Regions from separate parts of the Homo sapiens genome. Here all the other regions are linked to region 3. Evidence: read pairs that join two places in POLR2A ChIA-PET (ENCODE). Cell type or tissue: PC-9. All regions are shown on one strand. Links, peaks and the distances in the headings refer to the core of each region. The heading gives the core; the rest is flanking DNA.

What was found. Peaks named below come from ENCODE experiments on the same cell type or tissue, not always from the same donor. Only the 100,000 strongest peaks of a DNase experiment are listed, where the experiment ranks them.
Region 1: POLR2A ChIA-PET joins it to region 3 with 8 read pairs; 7 of 35 experiments call an interaction of 5 or more read pairs at or near these places.
Region 2: POLR2A ChIA-PET joins it to region 3 with 6 read pairs; 1 of 35 experiments calls an interaction of 5 or more read pairs at or near these places.

Annotation. Positions count from the first base shown.
Region 1 is chr1:43,627,456-43,634,136 of GRCh38, forward strand. No RefSeq gene overlaps it. Among named protein-coding and RNA genes, the nearest start is that of KDM4A, 19 kb to the right of the region's middle. In PC-9, for the core only: no CTCF peak of the experiment used is centred there; no DNase peak of the experiment used is centred there.
Region 2 is chr1:43,010,201-43,016,881 of GRCh38, forward strand. No RefSeq gene overlaps it. Among named protein-coding and RNA genes, the nearest start is that of SLC2A1-DT, 54 kb to the left of the region's middle. In PC-9, for the core only: no CTCF peak of the experiment used is centred there; a DNase peak (open chromatin) is centred at 2,581; H3K27ac peaks cover 1,055 bases.
Region 3 is chr1:43,554,432-43,561,112 of GRCh38, forward strand. The region is part of intron 5 of PTPRF (protein tyrosine phosphatase receptor type F); the gene reads left to right. Among named protein-coding and RNA genes, the nearest start is that of PTPRF, 27 kb to the left of the region's middle. RefSeq lists enhancers at 2,767-3,344, 3,345-3,922, 6,235-6,681. In PC-9, for the core only: no CTCF peak of the experiment used is centred there; DNase peaks (open chromatin) are centred at 2,580 and 3,440; H3K27ac peaks cover 1,985 bases.

The DNA.
Region 1 (6,681 bases), core at 1,024-6,023, 73 kb after region 3:
GCTAGAAATCGTCAGATGCATTGAGAAAAAAATATTTGGGGCCGGGCGCAGTGGCTCACGCCTGTAATCCCAGCACTTTGGGAGGTGGAGGCAGGCAGATCACGAGGTCAAGAGATTGAGACCATCTTGGGCAACGTGGTGAAACCCCGTCTCTACTAAAAATACAAAAATTAGCTGGGCATGGTGGCACGCACCTGTATTCCCAGCTACTCGGAATGCTGAGTTAGGAGAATCGCTTGAACCCAGAAGGCAGAGGTTGCAGTGAGCCGACATCACACCACTGCACTCCAGCCTGGGCGACAGAGCAAGACTCCGTCTCAGAAAAAAAAGAAAAATATATTTGGAAGGAAATATACCAGAAGGTTATGAGGATAGGTGACTTGTTCTTTGTAATTCTCCAAATTTTCTATGAAGACTTTATTTATTTATTTATTTATTTATTCTTTTTTTTTTTTTTTTTTTTTTTGAGACGGAGTCTCGTTCTGTCTCCTAGGCTGGAGTGCAGTGGCACAAATCTCTGCTCACTGCAACCTCCATCTCCTGGGTTCAAGCGATTCTCAGCCTCATGTAGCTGGGATTACAGGTACCTGCTACCATGCCTGGCTAATTTTTGTATTTTTAGTAGAGATGGGGTTTTGCCATGTTGGTCAGGCTGGTCTCGAACTCCTGACCTCAGGTGATCCGCCCGCCTCAACATCCCACAGTGCTAAGATTACAGGCATGAGCCACCACACCCGACCTGAAGACTTCATATTTTTTTATTTTATTATTTATTTATTGATTTATTTATTTTATTTATTTATTTATTTAGAGACAGTCTCTGTTGGCCAGGCTGGAGTGCAGTGGCATGATCTCGGCTCACTGCAACCTCCATCTCCCAGGCTCAAGCAATTCTCCTGCCTCAGCCTCCCAAGTGGCTGGGATTACAGGTGCACGCCACTACCTCCAGCTAATTTTTTGTATTTTTAGTAGAAACGGGGTTTCACCACGTTGGCCAGGCTGGTCTCGAACTCCTGACCTCAGGTAATCCGCCCGCCTCGGCCTTCCTAAGTGCTGAGATTACAGGCATGAGCCACTGCGCCCAGCCAATACTTTCATTTTAAAAAACAAAAATTTTTTTTTTATTTATTAAAGCAACAACAGAAACCTTTTGACTGGGATCCAGGTGTGCAACTTTGAAGTCCTCATTCTCTTTCCTCCTGCCAACTCCCTAGAGGAGAGTCACTGTTAACAGTTTAGTCTATATCCTCCTGGGCATTTTCTATGAATATACAAACATGTATAAGAAACTTCGTATTTTATGTAACTAGAATGATATTATTCATATCTTGCTGCAAGTTGCCCATTTCATTTAAATATATGCTTTCCATGTCAGGAGCTTTTTTTTTTTTTTTTGAGACGGAGTCTCACTCTGTTGCCCAGGCTAGAGTGCAGTGGCGCGATCTCAGCTCACTACAAGCTCCGCCTTCTGGGTTCCGCGATTCTCCTGCCTCAGCCTCCCAAGTAGCTGGGACTACAGGCGCCTGCCACCACGCCCAGCTAATGTTTTGTATTTTAGTAGAGACCGGGTTTCACCGTGTTAGCCAGGATGGACGATCTCCTGACCTCGTGATCCGCCTGCCTGGGCCTCCCAAAGTGCTGGGATTACAGGCGTGAGCCACTGCGCCCAGCCAGGAGCTCATTTTTTTAACTGCTATATACTATTCTGTTATGGATGTCCCATAATTTTAAAAATGGTTATCAATATAGCTTTTTTATTAAATAAGTGGATGCATATGATAAAACAAATAAAAATGATTCAGAGGCCGGGTACAGTGGCTCACGCCTCTAATCTCAACACTTTGGGAGGCCCAGGCGGGCAGATCACCTGAGGTCGGGAGTAGGAGACCAGCCTGACCAACATGGAGAAACCCTGTCTCTACTAAAACCACAAAATTATCCAGGCGTGGTGGTGCAGGCCTGTAATCCCAGCTACTTGGGAAGCTGTAGCAAGAGAATTGCTTGAACCCAGAAGGCGGATGTTGCGGTGAGCCAAGATCGCGCCATTGCACTCCAGCCTGGGCAAGAAGAGCGAAACTCAGTCTCAAAAAAAAAAAAAAAAAAAAGTTTCAGGGCCAGGCACGGTGGCTTACACCTGTAATCCCGGCACTTTGGGAGGCCGAGGCGAGTGGATCACGAGGTCAGGAGATCAAGACCATCCTGGCTAACACGGTGAAACCCCGTCTCTACTAAAAATACAAAAAAAAAAAAAAAAAATTAGCCGAGCGTGGTGGTGGGCACCTGTAGTCCCAGCTACTCAGGAGGCTGAGGCAGGAGAATGGCATGAACCTGGGAGGCGGAGCTTGCAGTGAGCTGAGATCACGCCACTGCACTCCAGCCTGGACAACAGAGCGAGACTCCGTCTCAAAAAAAAAAAAAAGATTCAGTCTTGAAGGGTCCAAAATAAAAGGTCAGCTTTTCTTCCTCCTCTCCCCAACTCTAGTTTCATTTCCTGCAATTTCTGATTTTAATTCTTTCAGTGGCAACCATCACATGCCATTAATAGATGGTGCCTGTTGGCTCCTTGGCTATAAAATGTGTGGAATTTAGTCAACTTACATGATCTCCTACCACTACCTCCTGATTTTGTTAGATATATTATTACTTTTAATTCTTCTAGAGTTCCTTTCATGACTTTAAACACTTTATTTATTTTTGAGACAGAGTTTCGCTCTTGTTGCCCAGGCTGGAGTGCAGTGTCGCCAGCTCGTCTCACTGCAACCTCCACCTCCCGGGTTCAAGTGATCCTCCTGCTTCAGTCTCCCAAGTAGCTGGGATTACAGGCATGCACCACCATGCCCAGCTAATTTTGTATTTTTAGTAGAGACAGGGTTTCTCCATGTAGGTCAGGCTGGTCTCGAACTCCTGACCTCAGGTGATCAGCCCACCTCAGCCTCCCAAAGTGCTGGGATTACAGGCGTGAGCCACTGCACCCGGCTAAACACTATATTTAAACATCTGTTTCTTGATTTATCACCTTTTGGCAGTATCTATTGATTACCCTCTCTCAAGAATGAGAAAATTAGCTCACTTTCCTTGATTCTCCCTTCTCCCTCCTCCAACTACGATTTTTTGTTATTTCACATTGTCAAGGCTTCCAATACTTTCTGTTCTGCTAATATAATTAGTTCTTTCATTCTAAAAATTGAAAACCAATACACAGCATTTTAATTGTATGTTTATGAAAAATCTTTCAAACATCAATTTCAAACAAACTTCAAACAATTTCAAACTTTTATTTTTTTTTCTATGTTCTTCACTTCTGGATCATATTCACCTGCCACCACCGCTTGCACCACATGACAGTCTTTCTTGGATTCTTTTTCACGTTGATAGAGTACTCCCCCTCACATAATTTTTTCACAGAGCATTATAAACTTTCTGGTTCTCGCATGTCTGAAAATTTTTTTTTTTTTTTTTGAGATGGAGTCTTGCTCTGTTGCCCAGGCTGGAGTGCAGTGGCGCAATCTCGGCTCACTACAAGCTCCACCTCCCCAGTTCACGCCATTCTCTCGCCTCAGCCTCCTGAGTAGCTGGGACTACAGGCGCCTGCCACCACGCCTGGCTAAATTTTTTGTATTTTTAGTAGAGACGGGGTTTCATCTTGTTAGCCAGGATGGTCTCGATCTCCTGACCTCGTGATCCACCCGCCTCGGCCTCCCAAAGTGCTGGGATTACAGGCGTGAGCCACCGTGCTCGGCCGTGAAAATATCTTTTACATTCACACTCCATTTTAACTTTGTCTGGTCTGGGCTTCCTTATACAAGATAATTTTCCTCAGAAACTTGTGAAGACATTGCTGCTAGTTCTGTATTAAGCAATTGTTGAAGGAGAAAGGCTGTCCAGCAACAAATTACCCTGATGTTTGTTTGTCCCATGACCCACGTTGATTTTTTTTTTTTTTTTTTGAGACAGAGTCTTGCTCTGTTGCCCAGGCTGGAGTGCAGTGGCGTGATCTTGGCTCACCACAGTCTCTGCCTCCCGGGTTCAAGCAATTCTCCTGCCTCAGCCTCCCGAGTAGCTGGGACTACAGGCGCGCACCACCATGCCCAGCTCATTTTTGTATTTTTAGCAGAGACAGGATTTCACTATATTGGCCAGGCTGGTCTCGAACTCCTGACCTCATGATCCACCAGCCTCGGCCTCCCAAAGTGCTGAGATTACAGGTGTGAGCTACCACACCCAGCCTTTTTTTTTTTTTTCCGAGATGGAATCTCACTCTGTCACCCAGGCTGGAGTGCAGTGATGCAATGACGGCTCACTGCAACCTCCGCCTCCCAGGTTCAAGTGATTCTCCCACCTCAGCCTCCCGAGTAGCTGGGATTACAGACACCCGCCACCACACCCGCCTACTTTTTGTATTATAAATTATTATATGTACAGAGTCGACTTCTGGGCCACGAGTCTGTTTCATTCATCTGTTCAGTCTAAGGTGAACTACTCATTTAACTTTTGTGGCTTTATTACCTGACACAACTAATTTTTATTTTTTCAAAATTAGTGCCATTCCCCTATTTTTCTTCCAAACGGACATTAGATTACTTTTTGAAAATTCCTCTTCCTCAATTTTTATTGCAGATATTTATTTTACTCAAGAAAGTTGACAATAACATTTCTGAAGCACGTATGTGTTAACATAAAACAAAGAAAAGCAGGTTGGAGTCTAAATGAAGCTTAAACTTTCTGATGAAAAGAAAGCTGTGTTCCTCCAGCCCTGCTGAAAGTGAGGAAGCGCTGTCTGACCTATGCAACCATCCCAGGTTCTAGAGTGAGAGCTGTGATGTAATTCAAGGATACTTGGGACCTGTCCATGGTCCCCCAGCAACGGCAGGCTGGCACTTTTGACACTTGATGCCCTTGTCCCTGCTGGTCTGTCTAACCTTCCATACATGGTCCATTTCTCTTTTTCACTCCAGCCTTATGTAAATACTTGTGGTTTCCTAAGCACACGATGTTAAACATTTATAACAATTGAAGGGTTAAATAACCCTAATAGATAAGCCTTCTTTCAAATCAGTAAGAACAAAAGTAAACACCCTAATAGAAAATGGACACAAATAGGCAATTTCAAAAGGAGATAGGCAAATTCCAGTAAAAATACTGAAGCTATTATCCTCACTACTAATAAAAGAAGTATACATCAAAACAAGAATGAGGTACCGTTGGCCCTCTGTATACATGGGTTCTGCATCCATGGATTCAACCAACCTCAGATCAAAATTATTCAGGAAAGGCTGGGCGCAGTGGCTCACACCTGTAATCCTAGCACTTTCGGAGGCCAAGGTGGGTGGATCACTTGAGGTCAGGAGTTCAAGACCAGCTTGGCTAACATGGTGAAACGCCATCTCTACTAACAATACAAAAATTCGTTGGGTATGGTGGCACACGCCTGTAATCCCAGCTACTCGGCGGGGGCTGAGGCATGAGAATCACTTGAACCCAGCAGGTGGAGGTTGCAGTGAGCCAAGATCGCACCACTGCACTCGAGCCTGGGCCACAGAGCAAAAAAAAAAAAAAAATATATATATATATATATATATATATATATATATGTGTGTGTGTGTGTGTGTGTGCGCGTGCACACGCATGTATGTATACATGTATGTATATATGTATGTATAAATATGTGTATATGTGTATGTATACGTGTATGTGTATATATGTATGTATACATGCATGTGTATATATGTATACATGTACATGTATATATGTATGTGTATGTATATATGTGTATTAGAGAAAACTTTCATCTGCAGTGAACATGCACAGACTTTTTTTCTTGTTAGTATTCCCTAAACAATACAGTATAACTATTTACATAGCACTTACAATGTATTGGATATTGTAAGTAATCTAGAGATGATTTAAAGTATAAGAGAGGATATGCATAGGTTATATGCAAGTACTACACCATTTTATGTTGGGGACTTGAGCATGGGCAAATGTTGGTATCTGTGGGAGGTCCTGGAAGCAATCCCCCATGGATACTGAGGGACAACTGTTTGACTGTTTGACTATAAAATTGGCAAGAGTTATGTGTCAATATTGATGCAGGGAATTAGGCACTTATAAATTGCTAGTGGGAATATAAACTGGTTCTACATTTTTGGAGGAGAATGTGCAGTATCTATCAAAACCCTTAAATTATGCTTTAATTTGACCCAGCAATACAAGTTTAGGAATTTACATTAAAAAATTGTACAAATAATTTAAAAATCTGTGGGGAAAGATTCACTACATCATCATTCATAATACTGAAAAATTGAACATATTATACACACACACATATAGGCTACAACCTTGCTGAAGTGACTCCAAAGACCATCAGTGTCAGCATCACCTGGGAGCTTTTTAGAAATGTAGAATCTAGGCCAGGGTGTGGTGGCTCATGCCTGTAATCCCAGCACTTTGGGAGGCTGAGGCAGGTGGATCACTTGAGGTCAGGAGTTTGAGACCAGCCTGACCAACGTGGTGAAACCTCATCTACTAAAAATACAAAAAAATTAGCCAGGCATGGTGGCAGGCACCTGTAATCCCAGCTACTTGGGAGGCTGAGGCAGGAGAATCACTTGAACCCAGGAGGCAAGGTTGCAGTGAGCTGAGATAGTGCCGCTGCACTCCAGCCTGGGCGACAGAGCAAGA
Region 2 (6,681 bases), core at 705-5,704, 540 kb before region 3:
AAAAATTATTTGTTCAAAAATATCTTCAGGATCCCCTGTTTTGGGGGTGGGTGGCAGTTTTCCCTTTATTAATTTACTGGGGTTTCCATAACAAAGTACTACAAATTAAGGGGCTTAAACAACAAAAATGTATTATCTCACAGTTCTGGAGGCTGGAAGTCTTACATTAAGGTATTGGCAGGGTTAGTTCCTTCGGAGGGCTGTAAGGGAGAATCCGTTCCATGCCTCTCTGGTATGGAACATGCCAGGTGAATTCTGGTAGCTTCCCATGTTCTTTGTCTTGTTTCTTCTTGTGTCTCTTCCCATCTTTTTTCCTCTATGCTCGTCCATCTCCTTGTCCAAATTTCTGTGCCCCCTAGCCATTTTTTTTGTTTGTTTTTTGTGTATGTTTTTTTTTGAGATGGAGTTTCGCTGTTATTGCCCAGGCTGGAGTGCAGAGGCGCCATCTCGGCTCACTGCAAACTCTGCCTCCTGGGTTCAAGGGATTCTCCTGCCTCAGCCTCCCAAGTAGCTGGGACTACAGGTGCATGCCACCACACCTGGCTAATTTTGTATTTTTAGTAGAGACGGGGTTTCACCATGTTGGTCAGGCTGGTCTCAAACTCCCAACCTCAGGTGATCCGCCAGCCTCGGCCTTCCAAAGTGCAGGGATTACAGGCGTGAGCCACCGCGCTTGGCCCCAAATGTCCCCTTTTTATAAGGATACCAATCATATTGGTTTAGGGTCCACCCTAACGGCTTCATTTTAACTTGATTACCTCTGTAAAGACCCTGTCTCTAAATAAGGTCATATTCTATGGTACAAGGGATTAGGACTTCAACTTATGAATTGAGAGGGGAGGGGCATAAATTTTGCTCCCTCTCAAATGGGTGTGGCAGGGAGGGGAAGTCCTCTGTAGGGATGAGAGTCTATCTTGCACCACAGTGTGACCTTGGGGAGGTTGTTTAGACTTCATAGACTGGGGCTGACATTACTCACCCTCCAGGGTTGTAGTGAATGAGGGTAATTGCTAAAAAGTCCCTTCCCCGGGTTGGTCATCCCTAGGAAGTATCTTATCTGTCCCTTGTTCCTTATCAACATGGACGGCTGGAAGAGCACTGGCCCAAGGACATCACATAGAGCTGGGTTTGAGTTCTAGCCCCGTCTCTAGCTGTGTGGTCCCTGTGAGCCTCTGTTTCCTCATTTGTGAGATGGGAAAAGTATCTATTCCCATTGAGTTGTTGTAGCTAGAAGATAGAGATAAGATGAGGAAAGCCAATGGCAGTAAGAATGCTATAGAAGACCGGAGGCAGTGGGAGGCATCAGCCTGATTAGTCTGAGGTAGCTGGCCTCTCCTTTAGGAAGTTTTCCTTCAGCCCCACAACTTGGATTAGACTCTCCCTGCCATCCTGGGCTCCCACAGTCTCCTCTGCTACCCTCCACACCCCACCCCTCTGTTATGGCACTTGTCACACCCTACCATAGCTGTCTCTCTAGAATTATAGAAGCCTCCCTGAAGGAAGAGACCATCACCTCTGCATGCCCGTTAAAGTAGCAAATATGAATGAAAAAATAGTAAAACCCACTGCTGGCAGTGTTGCAGGTGTTGAGGCTCAGAACGTGATAGCCCAATGTATGGCACTTTGGCATGCTGAGTACTTGAACTCAAAGAGAAGCAAAATATCCAGGCCCTGTGTCTCCCGCTCCTCTTTCTCCCTTGAAGCAAATCAGAGAAAACAGAATTCCTATTCCCCAAAGCACGTCATAGAAACTAGAACCTCTCTCCCCCTAAGCCAGCCATAAAATCTAGAAAGGTTACACTCTCTGTTTTCCCTTGCCCCTTGAAGACCCTCATCCCAGAGCAGTCCTGCCCCATACACTGCAGGAAGGAATGCTTCGCAAGGAGACCAAAAAGAATCTGGATAGGCTTTGCTGGATCTCCCTGCTCAGTCTATTACCATGAGGTCATGCCCCTTTGTCCAATCACATCTCCACATGGCTGTTCATTCCTCATTGAACCTAAACACAAAACACAGTTTTCTCTAGGCTTTTGGGTCTTTATTTCTGAAGGCTCCTATGTCATGTAAAACTTTGATTCAATAAATTTGTTGTGCTTTTTTCTTGTTTATCTGTCTTTTATTATAAGAATAACCTTGCTTGGTATGGTGGCTCACGCCTCTAATCCCAGCACTTTGGGAGGCTGAGGCGGGTGAATCACCTGAGGTCAGGGGTTCAAGACTAGCCTGACCAACATGGAGAAACCCTGTCTCTACTAAAAATACAAAATTAGCCAGGTGTGGTGGTGCATGCCTGTAATCCCAGCTACTTGGGAGGCTGAGGCAGGAGAATCGCTTGAGCCTGGGGGACGGAGTTTGCGGTGAGCCGAGATCGTACCATTGCACTCCAGCCTGGGTGACAGAGTGAGACTCCGTCTCAAAAAAAAAAAAAAAAAAGAATAACCTTATGATGGATGAGGAAAGGTATCATACCTTTCCTGTATACATAGTGGTGATGTGAATAAACACAATCTTTCTGGAGAACTATTTAGCAGTTCTAATAAAAACCACACACTTAAGTACAACCCCTGACCAAGAGAAACCAGTTTGGGGAGTATATTCCAAGTATCTAATGCAAAGGTGAAAAAAAAAAAAAACTTGCTGTGTAAAGATATTTTGAGCTGACTATGTGTCATGAAGAAGAGTGGAAAAATAATGGTGCAATGAATTTGTAAACTGCAAATGATGGCAGCTTGGTTCACACTGTGACAATTCAGCACAGTCCAGGAAACATTAACTGAGTACAGAGCATGTGTGAGGTCCTGGATTCCACTCTGGGAACCCAGACATGTCCCTGCACCAACTAGTGGGTAGACAGGCAGGTAGACTATCACCATACAGTGTGAGCAGATGAGAGAAGTGGGGGCGAGCACACGTGGAGAAGTTAACTCATGGGAAGGAGGGTCAGGAGAGCTTCTTGCAGGGGGAGATACCTGAGCTGGCTTCAAGTGGACACTGGTGGGAAGGAGAATAAACAACCTAGATGAAGGTGGGGGGCATTTGTGAAATGGCAAATCATAGGTGTGGCTGGAGGGTGGAATACATGCGGTCATGATAAGGCTGGAGAATATGGCCAGAGGCAGATCATCAAGGGCCTTGAATGCCAGTTCGTGCTTTACCCAGCAGAAGTGGAGAAGCCAACAGACATCTTTAAAGAGGTGAGCAAGAGGATCATCTTTGTGATTTAGGAAGATCATGGGGTAGCCATTTGGAGGATGGACTGGAAAGGCCAGCAGGCAGGGGGAGCCTGTTGTAGGGTCCAGGTAAGCCATGGTGACAAAGCCTGGGGATGGAGAGAGGGAGGCAAGGTCATGAGATATTTATGAGCCAAAAGAGACAGATAACTCTTGGTGACTGACAGGATGCTGGGGGAGAGGCAGAGGCAGAATTGTGGCAGGTAGTGCCAGCAACTGACAGGGAACATGAGAGGAGGAGCCCGTTTTGGGGGAAAAGGGATGAGTCCAGTTTGGTATCTGTTGGGTTTGAAGTACCCATGGGACGCCCAGATGGACAGGGGAGTGGGCAGCTGGGTATATGAATCTGGAGCTCAGGAGACAGGGCTGGGCAGAAGATTAGGTTTGGAAGGAATAGACTAGAGGTATGAATTGGAGCCCAGGGCCACCAGAGCCCACCCTGGGAAACAGTTTAGTGGGGGAGAAGTACCTGGACAGCGCCCACTGTAAAGGGTCGGAGGAGCAACAGGCACTCTGGAAAGGATCTTGAGAAAGATCCAAGAGGTGAAAAACCGGGAAGATGTGTCTCATAGAAGCCCAGGGAGGAGAGTGCAAAAGGGGAAAAAGAGCAACAGTATTTTAAGTGTTCAGTTTTTGCAAATTAAAACCACAGTGAGATACCACTTTGCCTTAATGCAAGAATGACCATAATTAAAAAGTCAAAAGACAATAGATGTTGGTATGGGTATGGTGAAAAGGGAATACTTTTACACTGCTGGTGGGAATGTAAATTAGTACAATCACTATGGAAAACAGTATGGAGATTCCTTGAAGAACTAAAAGTAGATCTACTACGTGATCCAGCAATCCCACTACTAGGTATGTACCCAAAGGAAAAAAAAGTCATTATATGAAAACGACACCTGCACACACGTTTTTAGCAGCACAATTCGCAGTTGCAAAGATATGGAACTGACCTAAGTGCCCATCAACAAGTGGATAAAGAAAATGCGGTATATATACACCATGGAATACTACTCAGCTATAAAAAGGAATGAAATAATGTCTTTTGCAGGAACTTGGATGGAGCTGGAGGCCATTATTCTAAGTGAAGTAACCCAGAAATGGAAAACCAAATATTGTACATTCTCACTTATAAGTGGGAGCTAAGCGGCCGGGCATGTTGGCTCACGCCTGTAATCCCAGCACTTTGGGAGGTCAAGGCGGGCAGATCACAAGGTCAATAGTTCAACACTAGCCTGGCCAACATGGTGAAACACCATCTCTACTAAGAATACAAAAATTAGCCGAGTGTGGTGGCACATGCCTGTAATCCCAGCTACTTAGGAGGCCTAAGCAGGATAATCGCTTGAATCCGGGAGGCAGAGGTTGCAGTGAGCCGAGATTGCGCCACTGCATTCCAGCCTCGGTGACAGAGCAAGACTCCATCTTGGGGGAAAAAGAAAAAGTGGGAGCTAAGCTATGAGGGTGCAAAGGCATAAGAATGATATAATGGACTTTGGGGACTCAGGTGGGAAGCTTGGGAGGGGGTGAGGGATAAAACACTACATATTGGGTACAATGTACACAGCTTGGGAGAACTAGAATGTCCGAAATCACCACTAGAGAACTTATCTATGTAACCAAAAACCACCTGTACCCCAAAAACTACTAAAATAAAAAGTGTCCATTTCTGAGTGGAAGCCTCAATAACTGCTTCTCCTTGCTGTCAGACAGAGGACCCCCCTCCCCAGGACTTCCTGGGCTTCCTGCCTCCTCAGCTGGAACTCTGAACACCTCAACTACCTATGCGTCCTCCACTAGCCCCAAGGCCTTTCTGGGTCTCGGTTTCTTCCTCTGTTCAGGTAACATTGTGATTCCTCTGCCTGCCCTCCAGCAGGAATCAGTGCTTCAGATGAGAAACTGATGAAAGTGGTTTATAAACTGCCCAGGGAATGATCCTGATTCATCCCTTTTCAAATCTCAGGTCTTCCACCAGAGGCTTGGTTGGTTTTGTTTTCTCTTGTCTTGGAGGCTCCTTGGCTCACACTTCTCTCCTCCGGCCATGTCTCTGTTCCGACCTGCTTGATGGTGGCTGGTCTGTGGCTGGCCCATCCTGGGGTTTACTGAGTCATCAATTCAGCCCTGATTTATTGATGGCAACTCAGTTCTGGGGCCAGCTCCTTGCTTCATTGTTCCTCCCTCTCCTATATCTTTAAGATCTTCCCCCGTCTTTCTCATCTTTTTTCCCCCAAGAGACTCAAAGATACACCATATTTTAAAACGGAACAAAAATCCCTCTTCTGCTTGTAGCCCTCCTCCATTTCTCCCTTCATCTGCATCCCCTCTTAACCAAGTGTCTAAAATAATCATCTAGGGTGGTCCTGGTGGCTCACGCCTGTAATCCCAGTATTTTGGGAAGCCGAGGTGGGAGGATTGCTCGAGCCCAGAAATACTAGACCATCCTGGGCAATACAGGGAAACCGTGTGTCTACAAAAAACTTTTAAAAAATTAGCTGGGCATGGTGGTGTGTGCCTGTAGTCCCAGCTACTCACTATACAGGAGGCCGAGGTGGGAGGATCACTTGAGCCTGGGAGGTGGAGGTTGCAGTGAGCTGAGATTGTGCCACTGCACTCCAGTCTGGAGACTGTCTCAAGGCCGGGCGCGGTGGCTCACTCCTCTAATCCCAGCACTTTAGGAGGCTGAGGCAGGCAGATCACAAGGTCAGGAGTTTGAGACCAGCCTGACCAACATGGAGAAACCCTGTCTCTACCAAAATTACAAAAATTAACCGGGCATGGTGGCACACGCCTGTAATCCCAGCTACTTGGGAGGCTGAGGCAGGAGAACTGGTTGAACCTGGGAGGCAGAGGTTGCAGTGAGGTGAGGTCGCACCACTGCACTCCAGCCTGGGCAACGGAGCAAGACTCCTTCTCAAAAAAAAAAGACCTTGTCTCAAAAAAATATGTATGTAAAATAATCACCTACGTTTCTTTGCCTCCTCTTTGTTGATCCTCTGCAATCTGGCTTCCACTCCCACCTCTCCACTGAAACTCTTTGTAAAGAAAATTGCAGTGGGTTGAATAGTGACCCCCCAAAAGACATGTCCAAGTCCTAATCCCTGGAACCTGTGAATGTGACCCTAGTTGGACAAAATAGGTATCTGCCAGTGTAATTAAGAATCTCAAGATGAGGCCGGGCACGGTGGCTCACGCCTGTAATCCTAGCATTTTGGGAGGCCGAGGTGGACGGATCACCTGAGGTTGGGAGTTCGAGACCAGCCTGACCAATATGGAGAAACCCTGTCTCTACTAAAAATACAAAATTAGCCGGGCGTGGTGGCGCATCCCTGTAATCCCGGCTACTCAGGAGACTGAGTCAGGAGAAATGCTTGAACCTGGGAGGCAGAGGTTACAGCAAGCCGAGATCGCACCATTGCACTCCAGCCCGGGCGACAAAAGCGAAACTCTG
Region 3 (6,681 bases), core at 941-5,940:
CCTTGAAGTCCTCTGAGCACCGAGGAGGAGGAAGCTGTGTCTAAGCCAAGTCTTGAGGACAGGTGGGAGTTGGGGGTGGCAGTTGGCAGCTAGGCAGGTGCCCAGGCCCAGAAGCAAGAGAGGATGGAGCTTTCAGAGAGCTCTGAGTAGTTCAATTTGGGTTTTCTGGAGGGCAGAGGGGGAGCTAGAGAGCACAGGAAGAAGGAGAAAGCAATTCAGCATGAGTCTGGAGAGGTTTGGAGGGCAGATTACACAGGATCTGGCTGAGAAATGAACACTCTCCTAGGGACATAGGAAGCCACAAACAAGGCGGGGGTGACATGATCAGACCCCAGCCACAACTGATTCATCAGTCTGAATGTGTTTATGTTTTCAAAATATAGCATCGATTGTTGCTTGCTTTTTTTTCTTTTCTTTCTTTCTTTCTTTTTTTTTTTTTGAGATGCAGTCTCACTCTTGTTGCCCAGGCTGGAGTGCAATGGTGTGATCTCAGCTCACTGCAACCTCTGCCTCCCGGGTTCAAGCGATTCTCCTGCCCGGCCTCCCAAGTAGCTGGGATTACAGGCATGCGCCACCATGCCTGGCTAATTTTGTATTATTAGTAGAGATGGAGTTTTACCATGTTGGTCAGGCTGGTCTCAAACTCCTGACCTCAGGTGATCCGCCTGCCTCAGCCTCCCAAACTGCTGGGATTACAGGTGTGAGCCACCGCACCCGGGCCGATTGTTGCTTTCTTTTTAAGAATGTGATGTCGATACCTGTTCCTTTTTGAAAAATTGGAAAGTATAGAATAGCACAGAGGAAAAAATTAAAATGTCTCAGTTTACCTCTAGTAATAACATTTGGTTACTTACTCGTGGCCCATTTTCTGTGCATACATATATATGTGTGTGTGTGAACAGAAATGGGACCACATACTGTCCGATGATTTGTAGACTGCTTTAAAAACAAACAAAAAAAAATATGGCTAACATCTTCCTTGCCACTAAATATTCTTCTGTATCATTATTCTTTTTTTTTTTTTTTTTTTTTGAGACGGAGTCTAGCTCTGTCACCCAGCCTGGAGTCCCGTGGTGCCATCTTGGCTCACTGCAGCCTCTGCCTCCTGGGTTCAAGCGATTCTCCTGGCTCAGCCTCCCGAGTAGCTGGGACTACAGGTGCGCACCACCACTCGTGACTAATTTTTGTATTTTTAGTAAAGACGGGGTTTCACCATATTGAACAGGCTGGTCTGGAACTCCTGACCTCGTGATCCGCCCACCTTGGCCTCCCAAAGTGCTGGGATTACAGGCGTGAGCCACCACGTCCAGCCTGTATCATTATCCTTAATGGCTATGGGTAAGCTGTCACATGCAAGTACCCTAATTTATTTAGCCATTCCCTTATTGTTGGACACATATGTTCTCAGTTTTTTCGTTTCTATAAATAAGGTGCCATACACGTCGTTGCAGATGGATGTGTTCACCTTCCTGATTATTCCCTTATTCTAGGTTCATGGAAGTGGAATTGCTGAGTCAAAGGGCACATGCATTTTTAAGCCTTTTGATATTTCCAGAAGATTGTGTCAATTCATACTCCTGCCAAGCAGGGCAGAAGAGGGCCTCTTTCCTGCACATCTTCCCCACTGTTGGGAAATATCTTCAAAAAAATATTTTTTGCCAAGTTAATAGGCAAAAAATGGCATCTCAATTTAATTTGCATTTCTTTGATTACAAGAACAGCTGCACATGTTTTCACATTGGCCATTTTTACGCTGTGGCTTTATCTGTTCACACACACATCTCCATTCAGTTACTCTTTTTGTTGTTGTTGTTGTTGTTTGGTTTTGGGGGGTTTTTTAGTTTTGTTTGAGACAGAGTCTCACTCTGTTGCCAGGCTGGAGTGCAGTGGTGAGATCTCGGCTCACTGCAACCTCCACCTCCCGAGTTCAAGTGATTGTCCTGCCTCAGCCTCCCAAGTAGCTGGGACTACTGGCAGGTGCCACCACGCCCAGCTAATGTTTGTATTTTTAGTAGAGACGGGGTTTCACCATGTTGGCCAGGCTGGTCTCGAACTCCTGACCTCGCCCGCCTTGGCCTCCCAAAGTGCTGGGATTACAGGCCTGAGGCACTGCGTCCAGTGTCGGTTACTGTTTTGCATCTGTGTCTTGTATGAGTCCGTGGGCTCTACAAGCTTAGAGGAGCCATAGAGGACAGTGGTTAAGACTCTGGACCACTCACTTCTCGTGTGTCTTTGGGTTAGTAACTATGCCTCTGACCCTCATTTGCTCCATCTGTAAATGGATATAATGCCTACCACCCAAGCTGGTTTGGAAGATTGAATGCTGTGTATGAAGCGCTTCCCAGGAGTGTGGTGGTGGTTGCTGTGGGGCTGGAAGCTGTACATCTTGAGGCCTCACCACGTGAGCTGAAGGTGGTTGGCCTCCGTGCTGCGTGGCATCATCCGGGTGATGCAGCTCCACTGCCTGCTCCCACGGGGGGACATACCTGTGCAATAGGAACTCAGAGAACAGGCCCTGGGCCAGCATCACTGATTGCTGAGTGTTCTCAGGCTCCTCCCTGCCACTTCTGACCTGTTTCCCCACTCGTGACCTGGGGGCAAGTATTTCAATGCTGCCCAGTCCTCCTATTGGCAGCTGTCCTAGCAGGGAGCCATCTGCCCTGCCCTGGCATTTGGGAGGTGGCTGAAGGACCAGAGGCCCCAGAGGGCTTCTTTTCAGGCTCTCAGATTGGGGAACAGGGCCTCCTTGTTAGTATTGAAAGAGGAGTCCTTCAAAAGCGCCTAAGCCCCAGGTCCTGGGTCAGGAGCCCTCTTACCTCTGCCACTGCCCTGGGCAGCCTTACCTTTCAAAGGGTTGAGGAGGATGGAGGTGGTCTTTCAGGCCTGGGGTGAGGAGGACGGACTTCAGACTGACAGGAGGGGCTGGGTGTGGTGGCTCACGCCTGTAATCCCAGCACTTTGGGAGGCAGAGGCCTGCACATCACTTGAGGTCAGGAGTTCGAGACCAGCCTGGCCAACATGGCAAAACCCCATCTCTACCAAAAAATACAAAATTAACTGGGCGTGGTGGCGCACGCCTGTAGTCCCAGCTACTTGGGAGGCTGAGGCAGGAGAATTGCTTGAACCCAGGAGGAGGAGGTTGCAGTGAGCTGAGATTGCGCCACTGCACTCCAGCCTGGGCGACAGGAGACTCCATCTCAAAAAAAAAAAAAAAAAAGAGGACCTGCAGGAGGTGCCTCCGTTTGGTTTCTCTACCAGGGGCCAGCAGTATATGTTTGCGCTTCTGGGGTGTGAGAAGTGTCTGATGAGGCTGGGGAGAGTGTGGCGCAAGTACCCAGACCCTGTCCATGCTCCGGGGAAGGGTGTGGAGCTGTGGGCCTGAGTGAGCCCCTCCTGCTTCTGAAACATAGCACCAGGAAGACAAAATGCTGACTTATCCTGCTGGTCTGTATAACCTTGGCCAGCATTGGGCTTGACAGAAAGGCGTGCCGCAGGAGGGCCAGAGGGAAGCAGCCCAGAGGGTGAACACCCGCCCCCTGCCCCGCCTCACCCCACCCCTCCCCTCCCTCCTAGGAGGATCAAGAAAGCTGGGTGCCTGCAGGAACTGGGTGAAAGGATGGTTGGACTTGGACTGGAGCTCTGGGGTGGGGCCGGCAGGAGCCAGGGCCATTCTTGGGAGGCCACCACAGGGTACGAGGAGGGCTGGGGAGGGGATGGAGCTAGTTGGGGTCGGGGAAGTAAGAGTCCTTCCTGAGTTGCACACAGCTCTCCCTGTGAGCTGGTCTCCTTGGAGAATGGCTGAGGGCTGTCTGGGGTGAACTGGCTCAGGTGAAGATCAGTGTGCCCCCAAAAAGGAGTCCAGGCCTGCAGTCTGTTCTGTGCCCTCTGCCTTTGCCTCATGTCACACCAGGCCCAACTGCTGTGGCTCCAGGGCCACTCCCACCACAGCCCGTGGGAGTGCCCCCCCAAATCCCCCACAGCCGTGCCCTTTGCACCTCGCATCTGAGCAGGATTGTTATTCCCAGTGTGGCCTCCCCTTGACACCCCCGCCAGGACTGCATACGAGGTGGGGGTGCCCAGCACAAGCTGGCCGGGGTGAGCCTGTCCTGGCTGTGATGAGCGTGGGGCCCGCCGCCCAGCGTTCCTGTCTGAGTGGTAATTGAAGCCATTAGCGCGCCAGCCTCTCCCTCGCCGGGTAATGGCAGGAAAAGCTCTTCTCGCTCCGCACTCTTGAGGCGGCGGCTGAATCACTCCCCCTCCAACCCGCCCGCTGCCGCCACTGAGACAGGGAATCTGACATTTTCCCTCACCAGGGAGGGGGAGCCCTGGGGGAGGGGAGGGAGGCAGGCCTGGATTCCTGGCCTTTCCCTCCAGGAGGTTGAGGGGCAGTGAAGGTCTTGGAGCTCAGTCTGTAAGTCATGGATTCACCTGGGGCCGCAGATTTCAGGCCTGGAAGGACTGGCCGGGAAAGCCCAGGAGGCCGCCAGACATTCAGTGGTGTGGGGAGGGCACTGATGACTTTGGGTAGGTTCTGGGAGGGACAAGGAGGCGGGGAGAAGAAAGAAGCTGTGGAGCAGAGATGAGCTGTTTTGGACTTCTCCTGGGGGGCTTAGCTCCAAGGGTTCTGAGTACAGGTAGCATTACTTGTCTTGGGGTCATTGATAGGGCAGATAACGTGCACTGTTCGTGTGGTGTGGGTGCCCTGTGTGCCATGTTTAAGGCAGTGTTTGTGTGAAGTGTGTGGTGCAGTGTGTGCAGCAGGGGTGCTGCCTTGCAAGCTGTGCGCACAGAACGGGGTGTGCAGCGGTCAGCGCACACGTTACCATCAGGCAGTGGGGAAGGGGCAGTGTGTGCAGGAGGCACTGCATGCTGTATGGGCTGTGTATGCAGCGCGCAGTGTTTGTGTGCACGTGTGTGCGTCAGGCAGTGCGTGGTGTGGTGGTAAGCAGGTAGTGAGTACCTTATGGGCTATGTATACAGCAAGGCATATGCATCAGGCAGTGTGTGGGCAGTAGGCAGTGTGTGTGTGTGTTATCAGGCAGTATATGTGTGCGGTGTGCCGTGCGGCAGGCTACCTGTGTTTATATCGGGTAGTGTGTGTGTGTTTATGTGCAGCAAGGGTGTGCAGTAGGTGTGCAGTAGACTGTGTGCAGCAGGCGTGTGTGTGTGTACAGCAGGTGGTGTGCAGCAGGCAGTGTGTGTATGTATCAGGCGGGGTGTGGTGTGTGTTTATGTGCAGCATGCGGCGAGTACTTTGTGTGGTGTACAGCAGGTGGTGTGCGGCAGGCTGTGTGTATGTATCAGGCTCTGTGTGTGTGTGTGTGTGTTTGTACAGCAGGTGGTGTGCAGCAGGCAGTGTGTTTATCAGGCAGTGTGTGGTGTGTGTGTGCATCTTTATGTGCAGCGAGTAGTTTGTGGGGTGTGCAGCAGGTGGTGTGTAGCAGGCTATGTATGTATCAGGCTGTGTGTGTGTGTGCGCGCGTGTGTACAGCAGGTGGTGTGTAGCAAGCTGTGTGTATGTGTCAGGCAGTGTGTTTATGTGTGTGTGTCCAGCAGGTGGTGTGTAGCAGGCTGTGTATGTATCAGGCAGTGTGTGTGTGCGCAGCGGGTAGTTTGCAGGGGTGTACAGCAAGCAGTGTGCATGGTATGTACAGCAGATGGTGTGCAGCAGGCAGTGTGTGTGTGTGTGTGTGTACAATAGGTGGCATGCAGTGGGCAGTGCATTTGTGTGCATGCAGCAGGCTGTGGTGTGTACAGCAGGTGGTGTGCAGCAGACTGTGTGTTTGTATGCATCAGGCCGTGTGTGTGTGCAGCAGGCAGTGTGTGTGTGTGTACATGCGCACACGCAACAGGCACTATATTTGTGCAGCAGGCCATGTGTGTGGTGCATACAGCAGGTGGTGTGCAGCAGGCTGTGTGCTTGTACATGCAGCACATAGTGTATGTGTGTTGATGTCAGACAATGCATGTGCATGTGTGTGGAGTGCACAGCAGGTGATGTGCAGCAGGCTGTGTGTGTAGGTGTGCCTCGGGAGTGTGTGGGGGTGGGAGTGGACAGCAGGTGGTGTGTGCCTTACAACCTGTGTGGGCAGCAGCAGGAGTGGGCAGCAAGCAGCCCGAGCTGAAGTGTGGTGGGGTCAGTCTGGCACTGGCAGGAGGTCGGAGATGCTGTGTCTGGGCTCATTGTCTCTGGGACCCCGCAGGATCCCTGTTTGGAGCTGTTGGTCCGCCAGGAAGTTCGACAGAGTTGGATGTGGCCAGAATGGTCTGGCTGAGCTGTTCTCAGCACCTGTTGTGGTCGACCTCAGCAGCTCCTCTGTAGCCAGGCCAGGAGGTGGGGTGCACCAGATAGGGATCCTGCCCAGACCTGCCTGCAGGAGGTCTTGGGACCCTTTCCTCTCCCTCCCCTACCCCACCAAGCCCACAGTCCCTTCTGTCTGTTCCCACCTGGCCTCAGTGTCCAGCCAGCACCATACCACCTATGCCATGCGGGCCAGGGAATCCAGGTGTCTCGATGGAGTGCCTGGTGTTGCCAGCCTTGGAGCAGGCTCTGGGGAAGGGCTGTCCGGCACATGAAGTAGTGACCAGGGTGGGGGCTAATCAGTGCTGTACTGGGCTTGGACCTCTGGGTTCTGCAGGAGCTCTGACCCTGGCTGGCTTTGGGGCTCGTGGGATGACGAA